Linked DNA regions of Homo sapiens: all the other regions are linked to region 1. Evidence: chromatin loops called from intact Hi-C (ENCODE). Cell type or tissue: A673. All regions are shown on one strand. Each heading gives the region's core, and the rest is flanking DNA. Links, peaks and the distances in the headings are about the cores only.

Region 1 (5,121 bases), core at 1,438-3,937:
TTCACAGCAGGGTGGTGGGGATTAAATGAGTTGTTACATGGAAAGCACTTAGAACAATGCCAGGCACATGGCAAATACATGATACATGTTGACTAGTGTTCTTGATATCTACAGATGAGGACATAGGTTCAGAAAGGTTAGGTATTTTGCCTAAAGCGACATAGCAAGGCCATGATGTGTTTGATTCCAGAGCCAATCAAACATTTCATATGTTTGATTCCAACCTACCCTCTTGGCACCTTAAGAAACTAAGACCCAGAGAAAGTAATTCACTTTCTCAGAGCCACACAGCCACTCATGACAGAACTGGATCCAGGTCCTTTGTCTCCCAACTCAGAGACCTCCCACTATACTGTACTGTCCCACTTGTATTTCCTGCAGCACCTAAACTACACTTTACAGTTTACAAATCACATTCACACCCATGATCTCCTATAATTCATACAACAACCCCTGAGGCTGCTATTATACCCTTCCTTCTTTTACAGATGGAGAAACAAAGCTCAGAAAGATGATGTAACCTGCACAAAGTTGCACAGTGAGGTAGGGCAGAGGCTGAATGTGAACGGACACATCCCAGCCCATCCTCCTCCCCTGTGTAATTGTGCCTCTTGTCTGCTTCCCAATGCAAGTGTAATCTCTGGGCACCGTGGAAGCCGAGAGCCTAGTGGAGGCAGAAGGTAAGCAAAGACTAGCCCAGGAAACAGTCTCTAGGAATTCACTAGAGTGGGTGACGCCTGTCACTCATTTCATTCTGGGAATGCTGCAGGAGATGGAAAGCCTCCCATCCCTGGAGGCAACTAACATGCCTCTAGTGGTCGTGTGGATGCCATGAGGCAAATATCACTGCTATTTCCATTATATAAATGAGGCTCAGAGGTGAGCATCACGTCAAGTATTTCAATTGGGAAAGATGATATTTTTAAACTTCCCTCTAAGCATGGGATCTTGCACTGCCCCTTACTGCTGAGCCAAGCTCCCTGGAGAGTCTCCATACCCTCCCCTTGACTCAGACAGGCCACCCTCCCTCCCCTCCTTGAGAGGTGTCACTTGAGCACTGTGGCTCTGTCAGTGGTAACAGCTGTAAGATTTGTCCTTTTAATCCAGAATCAATAACAAATTTCATTTAAAAATAAATTAAACCAGGCATTGGAAATCATTCACCACGTGGGCTGGAGCCCTATATAGCACCATCTAAATGGCTTCCTTTTGCTCATCTATCAATGCCAAGAGTGGGGGAAATACCTAGGCTGCCTGATTCATGGAGAAACTACTTAAATGTATCAGCCCCTAACAATGAGCAATGTAAGCCTGGAGTTGCACCTTTTAGCACACCAATAACATGTGGAGTGAGGCTTCATGAGAGCTTATCAGAGCCCCCATGGTCACTGGCTTTGAGAGAGCCCATTTATAAGGGGGAACAATGGCTTTAGTATGTAGCCGCCTAATTTCCAGAATGCATTACTGAGCTCTGAGGAGCAATGGAATTCTATTAAAGTCTTATCTGCCATGGGAGGGTATGAAACCGGTGCGGAACTCCAGGCTTGGCATAGACATGCCCAGAAAGCAGCAGGGCTGACCCTAGGAGGTGGGTGAACAAGCCCAGAGGGAGAGGGGGGAGCAGGAGGGGCCCCGGATGTGTGAAAATATGTGTGTTAATAAGAGCTCCGGTTTCCAGCGATTACGTTTACATCAGTGAATAAAACTTGGCAATAAAACATCGGAGCTGCGTCTCAGACAGCATTTCCTTTTACAGCCTGGTGTATTTCACTCATTATAACAGGAGGCAGGGAGCGCGAGGTGTCCCCATTTCTCCCCCTTTAATTAAATTTTCTAAATTACTGCCCAAGATTTGGATAAAGCGAAAGACTTACAGCTCCCCTAATCGCCATCGAGGCTCCCGCCCCACCACTGTGGTGGCCCTGACTGTACCGGTTTCCAATATTATTAAAGTGAAATACTGTGGGCATTGCCTGCCTGGGCTCTGGTTTTTAAAAAGAGATGCAGCATCAGGAAGAAATTGGCCCACGGTCAGGAAAGAGGCCTGGGTTTCAGGACGGGCTTTGCCATCACCACCTTGTGTGACCTTGGGCAAGTTATTTCTCTTATCTGAGACTCATGACTTCTCCTTTTCCCCAGATGTTCATCTTGAGGCTCTTAGAATTGATCTGGAGCTGGGGCAGTCCTTGGACCCACACTGGGACGACTGGGGAGCTTTAAGAATATATGGGTGCCCAGGGCACACCCCAGAGATTCTGACATAATTGGTCTTAGGTGAGATCTGGGTATCAGGGTTTAAAAAAAATTCCCCAGGTGATCACAGTCCACAGCTAGGATTGAACACCATTGGCCTAAACACAGAGTTATTAGATATTACTGGACTTGAGACTCTCTGGAGAGGCTGGCTGTGGCCAGGCCCCACCCCTGGGTGTTCTCTTTCAGACTGGCTTTTCGGGGTGGGTATCTGGGAATCTGCCTGCTCACTAAGCACCCCAGGTGTGTCTCGTGCAGGGATCCAGTGGGCTGCAGTGAGGATTCCAACAGAGGTGGGAGGACAAGGGTTCCTTGAATTGAGCCCAGCCAGCCTCGTGGAATGAGGAGGCCCCTCTGCCCCAGTTCCCCTCTGGAGGGCAGCACAGGGAGCCGATATGTGACCTCCCACTCCGGTCTGGGGTACTTCTCTCCTCTGATGACTGATTTCTTTATCTGTTCCACTCACCGCTGGCAGGAGCCTTGACTGGCCTCCACAGTCACATCATGTTCCCATCATAGGAACCCCAGGTCTGGCCCCTCTGCCCATGTGGTTCACGATCGCCGCAGACCCAGGTTTTCCACATGGACGGACTCCGAGCCTTTATCTGCACTCTGCCTCCCGCAGGGCTCCTAGGCCTCCTAGGAAGGCCTTGTCTAGGCTGAGAGCCATGCTTGGGCCAAGGGCTAGGAGCCAGGGACAGCAGGGGGGCCTGGGCACAGGAAATTCATTCATTCTGGCTCCTGCCTTTGCCAGAAGTCCTAGGGAGTGTCCCTGACATTTTTCTTCTGGATTCCGGTCTAAGTGGACCACACAGAGTGAAGACATAATCTAAAACCTAAAACTTAAATTTAAAGCATCTTTTTAATTTATTTATTTAAGACAGGGTCTCACTCTACTGCCCGGGCTGGAGTAAAGTGGCAGGCACTATCACAGTTCACTACAGCCTCAAACTCCTGGGCTCAAGCAATTCTCCCGCCTCAGCCCCCGAGTAGCTGGGACTACAGGCATGCACCACCACACCCAGATAATTTTAAAAATATTTTGTAGAGATAGGAGTCTAACCATATTGCCCAGGCTGGTCTTCAACTCCTGGCCTCAAGCGATCCTCCCACTGTGGCGAATGGAATTACAGACGAGAACCACCATGCCCAGCCAGCATCTCTAATTTTTAACGGAGAAGGCCATCAAAGATCAATCCTCATGTCCCTTTTGTGCAGACAGAGGAACTGAGGTCTAGAAAGACATGGAGAGAAGCCTAGGATCTCACAGTGAGGGAATGGCAGAACGAGGCCAAAGACCCAGGTCTCCTGACTCTAGGCCGGGGTCCTTCTTCCACATGCCACTTGCCTGAGGAGGTCAGACAGGATCCATCATCACCTGTGCAGCCAAGCAGCTCCTCAAAAAACATCCAGCTCTGTGGCTTCCCAAAGAGGGAACTTCTCCGAGGCCCAAAGAACCTTTTGTCCTAGTCTGCTCAGGCTGCTGTAACAAAACACTGCAGACTGGTTAAGCAGAAATTAGCAGAAATCTATTTCTCACTGTTCTGGAGGCTGGAAAGTCCAAAATGAAGGTGCCAGCAAGATAGGTTTCACTCTGAGGCCTCTTCTCCTGGCTTGGGGGTGACTGCTGTCTGGCTGTGTGCTCACAAGACCTCTTCTTTGTATGTGCAGAGGAAGAGGGTGGGAGAGGGAAGAGGAAGGGAGAAAGGGAGTTCTCTGGTGTCTCTTCTCATTATTTATTTATTTATTATTTATTTATGTATTTTGAGACAGAGTCTCACTCTATTCAGACAAGGCTGGAGTGCAGTAGTGTGATCTCAGCTCACTGCAACCTCTGCCTCTCAGGTTCAGGCGATTCTCCTGCCTCAGCCTCCTGTGTAGCTGGGATTACAGGCACCTGCCACCACACTCAGCTAATTTTTGTATTTTTAGTAGAGACGGGGTTTCACCATGTTGGCCAGGCTGGTCTTGAACTCCTGACCTCAAATGATCTGCCTGCCTTGGCCTCCCAAAGTGCTGAGATTACAGGCTTGAGCCACTGTGCCCAGCCTAATATCTATTGTCTCTTTTATAAGGACACTAATCCTATCAGATCAGAGCTCCACCCTTCCTACTTCATTTAACCTTATTTACTTCCTTACCCCAAATACCGTACAGCCACATTGGGAGTTAGGGCTTCCACATATGAATCTGGGGGACACATTCAGCCCATAGTATCCCTCCAGGCTTTGGCCCTCAGATTTGAACCTAAACCCACAAATTGCACTCTACCAAGGCCAGTAAGTACATGTGGCTCGTATCTGTGTTGTCCCAGCAAGAAGCCTAATGACAATCCCCATCAAAGGCAATTAATTGCATCAGGGAGGGGTTCCTAGGGCCCTTCACCCTGCAAACCAAGTGCTTATTAAACACCGCGGGACAGCAGGGTCTCTGCCAATTACAAGGCCCTGCTTGTAGGAGTGTTTTTAAAATCCTGAACTGACTTTAATGGCGTGGTTAATGCCAGTCTAAATATTCCATGGTTGTGAGTAATTAGCTAGGCCGATGCTGTCCAACAGAAGTAAAATGCGAGCCACCTGTGTAATTTTAAATTTTCTAGTAGCCACATTTTAAAAAAGTAAAAGCAATCAGGTGAAATTAACTTTCATAATCTGTTTTATGTCACCCAATATATCAAAAATATTATCATTTCAACACATAATCAATATAAAGCATTATTACTGAGATATTTTACGTTCCTTTTTCCATACCAAGCCACCAGAATCTGGTGTGTGCATTTTATACTTAAAGCACATCTCAATTTTGGACAGCCACATTTTCAGTGCTCAATGGTCCGTGTGGCTCATGACTACCATAGCGGACAGCACA
Region 2 (5,121 bases), core at 1,220-3,719, 330 kb after region 1:
TGCTCGGTGCAAGGACTTCAGCCTCTGGGTCCTGTTTTGCTTGCCAGTTTCTCTTGGTGCTTCCCCCAGCCACTTCCCAGGAGGCAAATTAATATCTTCCTTGGTAGCTGTGATCATTTAGAAATGAGGTCAAAATTAAAAGGTAGCTTGTTTTTCCCTGGCATTTCTCGACATCTCTGACTCTCCAGCAGCCTCTGCTCATGTGTGTCTCTTGGCGCTCCCTCCAAACTCTCCCACCACTGCCTCTTCCCTCACCTGGGTCTGGCCACCTAGAAGAGGAAGACGGGAGTCACCACAGTCCTAGTGGGAAAACAACTGCTGGGCTCTGGGGCAGGGACTCCCACATAGGGGCCACCTGAGAGCTTCTGTGTCAAAAGATCTGGGACCTGAGAATCATATTGACCGAAGCTCCCAGGCAATACTGAAGCTGGACCAAGTTTGGAAGCCTTAATCCTTGAGTTCAGAACCACAACCTACCTGCAAAGACAGGGAATACGTAGGGAGGGCTGGATTCCGTCCTGGGATCCCTTACAGCCCATCCCGCGTTTCACACACCTGTCCCCACCTTGGAAAAAGGCACTTCCAACTACCCAAGGCTTCAAGGCAATTTGATTTGATTTGATAAATAAATTAAATAAACCCTATTTTTTTTATTTATTTATTTTTATTTTTTTGAGACACAGTTTCACTCTGTTGCCCAGGCTGGAGTACAGTGGCATGATCCTGGCTCACTGCAACCTCTGCCTCATGGGTTTAAGCGATTCTCCTGCCTCAGCCTCTCGAGTAGCTGAGAATACAGATCCATGCCACGATGCCTGGCTGATTTTTGTATTTTTAGTAGAGGCAGGGTTTCACCATGTTGGCCAGGCTGGTCTCGAATTCCTGACCTCAGTTGATCCACCCACCTCCACCTCCCAAAGTGCTGGGATTACAGGCATGAGCCACCACGCCCCGCCAATCCTATTTTAAAATACATCCAGAATCCACCACCTCCACAGCCACCACCTTGGTCTGAGCCACCAGCAGCTGTCCCCTGATTCATGGCAACGGCGTCCTCTCTGGCCTTCTGACTGCCCTTCACGCCCTGCCCAGGCCCACTCTCCACCCAGCAGCGTGAGGATCTTATAAAAGGATGAGTCTGATTGTTTTCCTTGCCCTAGCTCACCCTTTCCACTGACCTCGCCTCTGCATGGCTGACTCCAACTCATCTTTCAGCTCCTGGTTTAAATGCTGCCTCATTGGAGGGAACTCCCCTGACAGCTGCAGCTAAGAGCAGCCTCCCCCTCCTCAGTCGTCCTTTCTGTCTGCCCTTTCTTGGTTTCCTTCACAGGACTTTGTAATTGTTTGTTGGTTTGTTGTTTACTTGCTTGGCACGCTGCCTCCTCTCTCTGGACGGTGGGGTCTCTAGGGGCAGAGCCTCACTTTTCTGTTTACTGCTCTCTCCCCGGCACCCAGCACAAGGCCACGGACAATGGGTGTCTGTATACAGTTCTAGAAGAACAGGAGGGCAATAACTGATTGGTCCAATTCATCGTTTTGAGTCGGGCTGCTTAGGTAAGGATGCTGTAGGCGCGATCACCATCCCATGGTCCAGTAGGCAGGTCTAGGAATGAGCAGGGTCTGGAGGTGGTCATGTCTGGAGAATGCAAGGATGGGATGCCCAGGACGCTGGCCCAGGCTCCCCTTAAGCTTCTGACCTGCGCTAGGATGAAGCCGAAAGCAAGGGAGAAAACTGAACATGCCTGTTCCCTACACACCCATTTTACAGATGAATAAATGGGTCCTCAACCTAGCCCTCACAGTGAGCAACTTCCAGAGGGCCAAGTCCCCCCAGCCCTACCCTCCAGACCTCATCCCTGAGCTGGCGGACCTCCCCACAGCTGGCGAGGGTCTCTGAGGGGACTGAGAGGTCATTGAGTCCAATCCCCCACCTCTGAGCCAGCCTGTGCAGCCCAGGTAGAGAACAGCGCTCCCACTGCATTTCCTAAGTCTAGGGACAAGCTTGGTGCTGTGGAATTTGGGACTAGAATTTAGGAGGTCTGAGTAGCCTCCCTTCTCCTCCCTGGGTCTCAGTTTCCCCTTCCTGGGGGCTCTGGGCGTCAGGCGGCCCGAGCGTGGTCTCTGGGGCCGCAGCCGCTCTCCACGGAGCGCTGGCGCCCCCTGCGGGAGCGGAACGGAAAGAGCAGGCCGGGCTCTCGTCGCCGCCGCGATTTTCCCACCGTCTCCTCCCAGGCGCCGGGAGGCGGCGGGAGCTGTCTGAAGGCGGAGGGCGGCCTCTTGGGGTCTGCAGCGCCACCAGGCCTGGAACCACAGACGAGACAGATTCACAGACACACAGAGACACAAACACCCACCGACCTCAAAGACTCCAGACCCCTAAACCATGCACACAGGTGCACCCACCCCTTCCCCAGGCAACCCCGGCCCCTTCCCGCGGTCCCAGGAGCCCCGAAGAGCAAAGGACAGCTGTTGGCAGAAGGCGTGGACAGAACTCGGACACGCGGGCCGGGTTTCCTCACGCGAGTGCGTCCTGGAGGCCGCTCAGAGGGTGGGAAGGAGAAGGGGAGGGGCTGGGCCTGCATAAGTCCCCCATACAAGAGACAGCCTGGGTCCCCATGTAACCACCCCGTGGGTTCACCTTGCCCGCTGCCCGGAGACAGCCAGATTTCTCAGAGCTGGCTGGACACGGGAGTTTTATTTGTACTCAAATCGGCCTCCCTGAAGATTCTGAGGCTGGAGTTTTTCAAGGATAGTTTGGCGGGCCAGGAAATGGGTGCTGCTGACTGGCTGGGGATGCAATCCCAGGGGTGTGGAAAATTGTCCTGGGGTGCTGAGTCCGCTTCTGGGTGGGGCCACAGGACTGGGGTGCCACCCGCACCCCCATGCCCCAGCCATTGGTAGTAAGAAATGCCAAAAAACCTGAAAACTTGTCTCAAAAAGTCAATCTTGGACTCTCCAAGAGTGATGTTATTTGCAGGAGTAACCGGAGAAGTTGCGAATCTTGTGGCCTCTGGAATAATGACTGATAATCGGTTACAGCTCCACCTTAGCAGAATGTAGGCACTTCTCATCTTCCTAACCTAGTGCTCTTTCATTATCTTTACAAAGGCGGTTTAGTTTGGGAGATGGGCTATTATCGTTTAAACTATAAACTAAATGTCTCCCAAAGTTAGCTTGGCCCAAGCCCAGGAATGCCTAAGGGCAGTTTAGAGGTGAAAGGCAAGATAGGGGTTGGTTAGATGGGTCTCTTTCACTGTCCTAATTTTCTTACTGTTATAATTTCTGCAAAGGCAGTTTCATCAAGGGAGAAGAGTGGGGCCAGGGACACAGCTGCCCCATCTCAGCATCACAGGAAGCCCTAAGAGAAATTCCAGGTGTGGGATAGAGACCCCTGGCATGACCATGGTGACCCCTCTCCTTTGTCAACCTCAACAGGGTTCACAAAAGTGTCCAGGCCCCCTCCCCCAACTCCCTTCCCCTCCCAGCCCCCACACCTGCCAGGAACCCCAGCAGTAGCCTGTGGATGGGGAGGAGGCAGAACAACAAATTCCTGGGTGTAGCCCTTAAGTTTGGAAATCAGGCTGGCTGGCTTTTTACTCATTCAGGTGGACTTGCAGCACTGGCTACATGCCATGTGTGTGCTGGGCACTGTGCACATTCTGTAATGAGCAGTCTCTGTCCTCCTGGAGCTTACCTGTATAATACCTCATATTATATAGGTAATATAATGCCAGTTGGTAATCCAGCAATTCCACTGTTAGGTATACCCAAGAGACATGAAAACATACAGATATGTCCCTATATGAGAGGTGTGTAAACCAGAGCAACTCTATCTTGAATGGGGCCAGGTAAAATCAGGCTGAGACCTACTGGTCTGCATTCCCAGACGGTTAAGGCATTCTAAGTCATAGGATCAGATAGAAGGTCAGCACAAGATTCAGGTCATAAAGACCTTGCTGATAATAGAGGTTGCAGTAAAGAAGCTCTTGCCAAAAGCAAGATGGTGACAAGAGTGACCTCTGGTCATCCTCACTGCTACACTCCCACCAGCGCCATGACAGTTTACAAATGCCTTGGCAACGTCAGGAAGTTACCCTATGTGGTCTAAAAAAGGGAGGCATAAATAATCCACCCCTTGTTTAGCATATCAAGAAATAACCATAAAACTGGGCAACCCGCAGCCCTCAGGGCTGTTCTGTCTATGGAGTGGTCATCCTTTTATTCCCTTACTTTCCTAATAAACTTGCTTTCACTTTACTCTGTGGACTTGCCCTGAATCCTTCCTTGTGTACGATCCAAGAACCCTCTCTTGGGGTCTGGATCGGGACCCCTTTCCTGTAACACCTATGTTTGCACAAAGACTTGCATGCGAGTGTTCATAGCTGCTTTCTTTCTTTCTTTCTTTTTTTTAGACAGAGTCTCGCTCTGTCACCCAGACTGGAGTGCAGTGGCGTGATCTCCGCTCACTGAAACCTCCGCCTCCCGGATTCAAGCAATTCTCCTGCTTCAGCCTCCCAAGTAGCTGGGATTACAGGTGCATGCCACCTTGCCCAGCTAATTTTTTGTATTTTTAGTAGAGATGGGGTTTCACCATGCTGGCCAGGCTGGTCTTGAACTCCTGACTTCATGATCCGCCCACCTAGGCCTCCCAAAGTGCTAGGATTACAGGCATGAGCCACCGTGCCTGGCGTGCTGCTTTATTTCTAATAGTTGAAAACTGGAAACAGCCCAGCTGTCCATCATCAACAGGAGAGTGGATAAGCAACCCGGTGCATTTGTACGATGGGATACAGCTCGGCAATAAAACAGAATGAACCCTTGGTACACGCAACAACATAGGTGAATCTCAAAAACATCATGCTGAGCAAAAGAAATCAGACACAAAAGAGGACATGCCAGATTATTCCATGGGTGTGAAATTCTAGAAAAGTAAAGCTAAGCTATAGTGATCCAACGCAGATCAGTGAGTGCCTGTGTTACAGGAAAGGGGTCCCGATCCAAACCCCAAGAGAGGGTTCTTGGATCTTGCACAATAAAGAATTCAGGGCGAGTCCACAGTGCAAAGCAAAAACAAGTTTATTAAGAAAGTAAAGGGATGAGACCATCCTGGCCAACGTGGTG
Region 3 (5,121 bases), core at 1,648-4,147, 250 kb after region 1:
GCTAAAAGGGGCCAATGTACAGCTCAGGCTGTTGCTTCAGAGAGTGCAAGTCCAAAGCCTTGGTGGCTTACAGGTGGTATTGGGACTGTGGATACTCAGAAGTCAAGAATTGAGGTTTGGGAATCTCTGCCTAGATTTCAGAGGTTGTATGGAAATACCTGGGCATCCAGGCAGAGGTTTGCTGCAGGGATGGAGCTCTCATGGAGAACCTCTGCTAGGGCAGTGTGGAGGGGAAATGTGAAGTCAGAACCCCCACATAGAGTCCCCACTGGTGCACTACCTAGTAGAGCTGTGAGAAGAGGGCCACTGTTCTCCAGACCCCAGAATGGTAGATGCATGGACAGCTTGCACCATGCACCTGGAAAAGCCACAGACACTCAATACCAGCCCATGAAAGCAGCTGGGAGGGGGGCTGTACCCTGCACAGCCACAGGGATGGAGTTGCCAAAGGCTGTAGGAACCCATCTCTTGCATCAGTGTGACCTGGATGTGAGGCATGGAGTCAAAGGAGATAATTTTGGAGCTTTAACATTTGTCTGCCCCACTGGATTTTAGACTTGAATGGGCCTGTAGCCTCTTTGTTTTGGCCAATTTCTCCCATTTGGAATGGGTGTATTTACCCAATGTCTGTATCCCCATTGTATCTAGGAAGTAACTAACTTGCTTTTGATTTTACTCATAGGCAGAAGGGACTCGCCTTGTCTCAGGTGAAACTTTGGACATGGAGTTTTGGGTTAATGCTGGAATAAATTAAGACTTTGGGGGACTGTTGGGAAGGCATGACTGGTTTCAAAAAGTGAACAGAACATGAGATTTGGGAGGAGCCACGGGCAGAATGATGTAGTGGAAGGAACCAGGGGCAGAATGATATGGTTAGGCTTTGTGTCCCCCACCCACATCTCATCTTGAATTGTAATCCATATAATCCCCACGTGTCAAGGGAAAGACCAGGTGGACGTAATTGAATCATGGGGGTGGTTCCCCCATGCTGTTCCTGTGATACTGAGTGAATTCTCCTGTGATCTGATGGTTTTATAAGGGGCTTTTCCCCCTTCGCTTGGCACTTCTCCTTCTGCTGCCCTGTGAGGAAGGTGGCTTGCTTCCTCTTCATCTTCTGCAATGATTGTAAGATTCCTGAGGCCTCTCCTGCCATGCTGAACTGTGAGCCAATTAAACCTCTTTCCTTTATAAATTACCCAGGCTTGGGCAGTTCTTTATAGCAGTATGAAAATGGACTAATAACCCCTGTCTAAAAAAAAATTAAAATTAACTGACAGTTTTACTGGCTAGCATTATTTTTTAAAGTAAGGTTTACTGGGATGTAATTTCCATACAATAAGATTCATCCTTTTAAAGTGTGCACTTGGGTGAGTTTTGAAAGACATAGTTACCAGTATACTCACCGCCACAATCAAGATATTGAATATTTGGCTGGGTGCAGAGGCTCACGCCTGTAATCCCAGCTACTCGGGAGGCTGAGGCAGGAGAATAGCTTGAGCCCAGGAAGTGGATGTTGCAGTGAGCTGAGATCGTGCCACTGCCCTCCTGCCTGCACTTGAGCCCAGGAGTTCGAGACCAGCCTCGGCAACATGGCAAGACCCCATCTCTAGACACAACAACAACAAAAAGATATTGAACATTTCTCTAGCCCCAGAAAGTTGCCTGTGCCCCTTTGCAGTGGATCCCCTCCCCGTTCCCTAGCCCCTGGCAACCACTGATTTCATTTCTGTGCCTGCAGTTTGGCTTTTTCCAGGTTGTCATTAAACAGAATCACCTGGTATTTAGCCATTGGAGTCTGCTTCCCTCACTTTACAGAATGCTTTTGAAATTAATTCATGTCATTGTGGACATCAGTCGTAGGTTTCTTTTCCCTGCACCTAGTATTCCAACATATGGTCGAACTGCAATTTATTGATCTATTCGCCAGTTGATGGACCTTTGGGTTGTTTCTAGTTCAGGGCAATTATGAATAAAGCTGTTATGGCCGGGCGTGATGGCTCACACCTGTAATCCCAGCACTTTGGGAGGCCGAGGCGGGAGAATTGCTTGAACCCAGGAGGCAGAGGTTGCAGTGAGCCAAGATCATGCCACCGCACCACAGCCTGGGCGAGAGAATGAAACTCTCTCTCAAAAAAAATAAATAAAATAAATCTGTTGCAAACATTTGTACACAGATCTTTGATAGACATGTGTTTTTATTTCTCTCGACTAAATAAGTGCACATTTAAGGTTAGAAGAAACTGCCACCATGTTTTTCAAAGTGGTTGCCAGGCACTAAATACATTATCTCATTTTATTCTCAGAATAGAGGAGGTAAGTGAGGCTAAGAGAGCCTAAGCAACTTTCCCACAGCCCCCTGGTTAGTGAGAGGATCCCAGAAACCCTCACTACCAAGCTCCTCCAGAGACCATGCACATGAGCAGGGCTAGGCTCAGACAAGTCCTAGATGAAAAATTAGGACCATGATGGAGGAGACAGTGGTGGGCCACATTACCCTTCCAAGTAAGATCAAATGAAAGAAGAAGAAGAAGAAAGAGCCAGGTGACATGAAAGTGGAGAAAATTACCAGTTACAAGCAAAGCATTAATTCACTAGAAGCCAGCCGTTCTCTTCTGCTCCCAACATCCCTCGGTCCCATGGCAAGTTTTCAAATTAAAGTGCTGAAGGCCCCCTCTCTCCTCTTCCTTCCAGGTGGCCAAGGTTGGCAGGACTGGATGTTGTGGCATGAATATTGTCTGGAACCAGCAAACCAGTAGCCCCACCCACCGCTAGCCCCAGACAGCCCTGGAGCCTGCCAACTGGGAGGTGGCACCGCCACCCTGAGACAGGTCTGACCCCTGCAGGCCCACCAGGAGAATGGAGGTTAATGAGATTTTGATGAACCCGCAGTTTCCATTTTGTGAGGGAAAAGGCTCTGAGCCCTGCTCATTAAAGGGAACTGACCTGTAAAATGAGCCTGGGGATAGATGGCAGGGTAGCAAGGCCAGCCAAGAGAGGAAGGGGGAGAGATGGGACCCCAGCAGCCTTGTTGAAGCATTCTAGCTGGATGGAGAGAGCAGGCCCAGAGAATGGAAGAGATTTTTGCCCAAGGACACACAGCAAATCAGATTAGACCTGGGTCCTGGAAGGGGTAAGGGGATTGGAGGAGAAAACCTGAGAAACAGGGAGATGGGTAAAGAGACAGACAGAGGGAAATCCACTGACTGTGTATTACATAATAATGTCTACCATTCACTGAAGGCCTACTCCATGCCAGGCACTGGGCTTAGTATTTGTCATCCCATTGTCTCATTTGATCTTCACAACTCTAGGAGCTAGGGATTGTTACCCCCATATGGAGAAACAGGTTCAGAGAAGTTAAGTGACTTGCCCAAGGGCACTAAGCCAGCCAGGTCTACCTGATTCCATGCTCTTGATCACCTGCCCCAAGCTTGGGGTGACCCTAGGTTCCATTTGACACATGCCATCCTGGAAGAGTGCCACTTTCACCGTCCAAAGTGACTCAGTTTAGGAAAAATATTGTATGACTGCCCTACCTAGCCTGCATCTTATAAATTGCTTCCTGTGTGGCACGTGTAGCCCAAGATGCAACACACAGCGTGTGCTCAACAAATAGTCAAACCTAGATAAGATGCCATTTTTGTTACATCTCAAAATTGAGGCAGTAGAGCACAGTGGTAAGAGACTTGGGCTCTGGAGGTAGCCAAACCTGGGCTCAGCCCCACCTGCTTGACCTTGGACTAGTCACTTGGCCTCTCTGAGCCTCAGTGCACTCATCTGTAAAGTGAGGATAACCAAGGATTCTTCCCAAGGTTACAGGGATGCCATGAAAAGAGGGGTAGAAGGTACCAACATAGGTTTGCTCTGACTACCCGGCAGATACAGGATTTTAGCCTCCATTTTTTCTGGAGCACAGCATGGATTTCCACGGCATGTACCCAATCTGTGTTTGCCCTGGGATAAAGCCTGTTCCTTTGTTGACTTCGATGACTTACTTTGCAGTTGCCTGCTCTAGTGCCTTTGCACAGGCTGGGGCTTTTTGTTTGCTTACAATAGTGCTGTCCAGGCACCATTGTAGCATATTATCTATGTAAACCCACTTAATCCTCACAATAATCCTCTGTTTACAAATGAGAAAATTAAGGCACAGAGAGGTTAGTTAACTTGTTCCAGGATCACTCAGCTGGCTAGTGACAGAGCTGGAATTTGAACCCAATCAGTCTTGCTTAAGAGTCTAGCCTTTCCAGCACCTCCCTCTGTCCTGGGGGTGCTATCCCACTCCCACCACTGACCCCACCTCTGCCTTTGCCTGGATAACTCCTACCCACCCTTTGTGCCTTTGTTGTAATACCATCTCCTCCAGGAGACCCTCCCTGACTGCTCAGCCTAAATCACAATTCCCACCCATGCCTATAGAATAATTGCTCACCCCACTCTCCCCGTTTCTTCAGAGCTAAATTCAGTGTGTTATTCTCTATTTATCTGATGATTTGCCTTCCCTGCTAGACAGTGCATTCCAGGAGGGCAGGAGCTATTTGTATATTCTGAAACAGTAGCAGACACATTGCAGATGCTCAATAAATATTGGTTGAAGGAGGGAAGGAATGAATGAAAGAGGAAGAGGAGGAGGGGAGGAACTAGAAGCCCCTAGTTCCCAGGCCCTAGGAGCTGCATCTGACGGTGTTTCATTGTTCTGGGATCCCGGCCAAGGATCTGCGTGGTACATGGTGGGACCCTCGTACTTATGACTGACTGCATCAGTAGCCCGGCAGACCCAACCCCCCAAGCCCTGGGGCTCAGGGAGGCCCAATTGGGCAAGGCCTAGTGGCAGGCCCAGGGCAGGTAGGGACCAAGCCCTCGATAGCCACAGCCTTTCCTCTCTGGCTAAATCCTCCATCCCCCAACCCAACCCGAGCCCTCCCTTCTCCCTTCTTCTTTTCCTTTCTGAGATGAAGCAGTGAAATGATTTTTCTACTTGAACAGTTTTCAATTAAGATTAAGAAAAATGTGGTCTGCAGTCACTCGGCAAGAGGCCCTGGCAGCCCTGTCCCTTCAGGGACTGGGGTTTTCTAAGCCATTGACAGAGCTGATTCTGGAATGAAGGGAGTTTGAAAGAGACTT

The links. Hi-C counts contacts between places; a loop is a spot of excess contacts. Peaks named below come from ENCODE experiments on the same cell type or tissue, not always from the same donor. Only the 100,000 strongest peaks of a DNase experiment are listed, where the experiment ranks them.
Region 2: a loop joins it to region 1, with 4 times the contacts of the local background. A loop is called at or near these places in 17 of 110 quality-filtered maps.
Region 3: it touches region 1 in a loop (2.1-fold over the local background); 10 of 110 quality-filtered maps call a loop at or near these places.

The regions. Positions count from the first base shown.
Region 1 is chr20:37,894,885-37,900,005 of GRCh38, reverse strand. LOC124904896 (a long non-coding RNA gene) reads left to right here. Exons shown (of 3, transcript XR_007067576.1): 3 at 489-1,725. Among named protein-coding and RNA genes, the nearest start is that of VSTM2L, 5.7 kb to the left of the region's middle. RefSeq lists a silencer at 2,598-2,647. In A673, for the core only: a CTCF peak has its summit at 2,625 (motif pointing right); DNase peaks (open chromatin) are centred at 1,605, 2,645 and 2,935; H3K4me3 peaks cover 392 bases; H3K27ac peaks cover 1,581 bases.
Region 2 is chr20:37,561,664-37,566,784 of GRCh38, reverse strand. No RefSeq gene overlaps it. Among named protein-coding and RNA genes, the nearest start is that of LINC01746, 6.9 kb to the left of the region's middle. In A673, for the core only: CTCF peaks have their summits at 1,958 and 2,161 (motif pointing left); a DNase peak (open chromatin) is centred at 2,184.
Region 3 is chr20:37,649,767-37,654,887 of GRCh38, reverse strand. No RefSeq gene overlaps it. Among named protein-coding and RNA genes, the nearest start is that of LINC00489, 29 kb to the right of the region's middle. RefSeq lists a silencer at 2,761-2,913. In A673, for the core only: a CTCF peak has its summit at 2,816 (motif pointing left); a DNase peak (open chromatin) is centred at 2,807.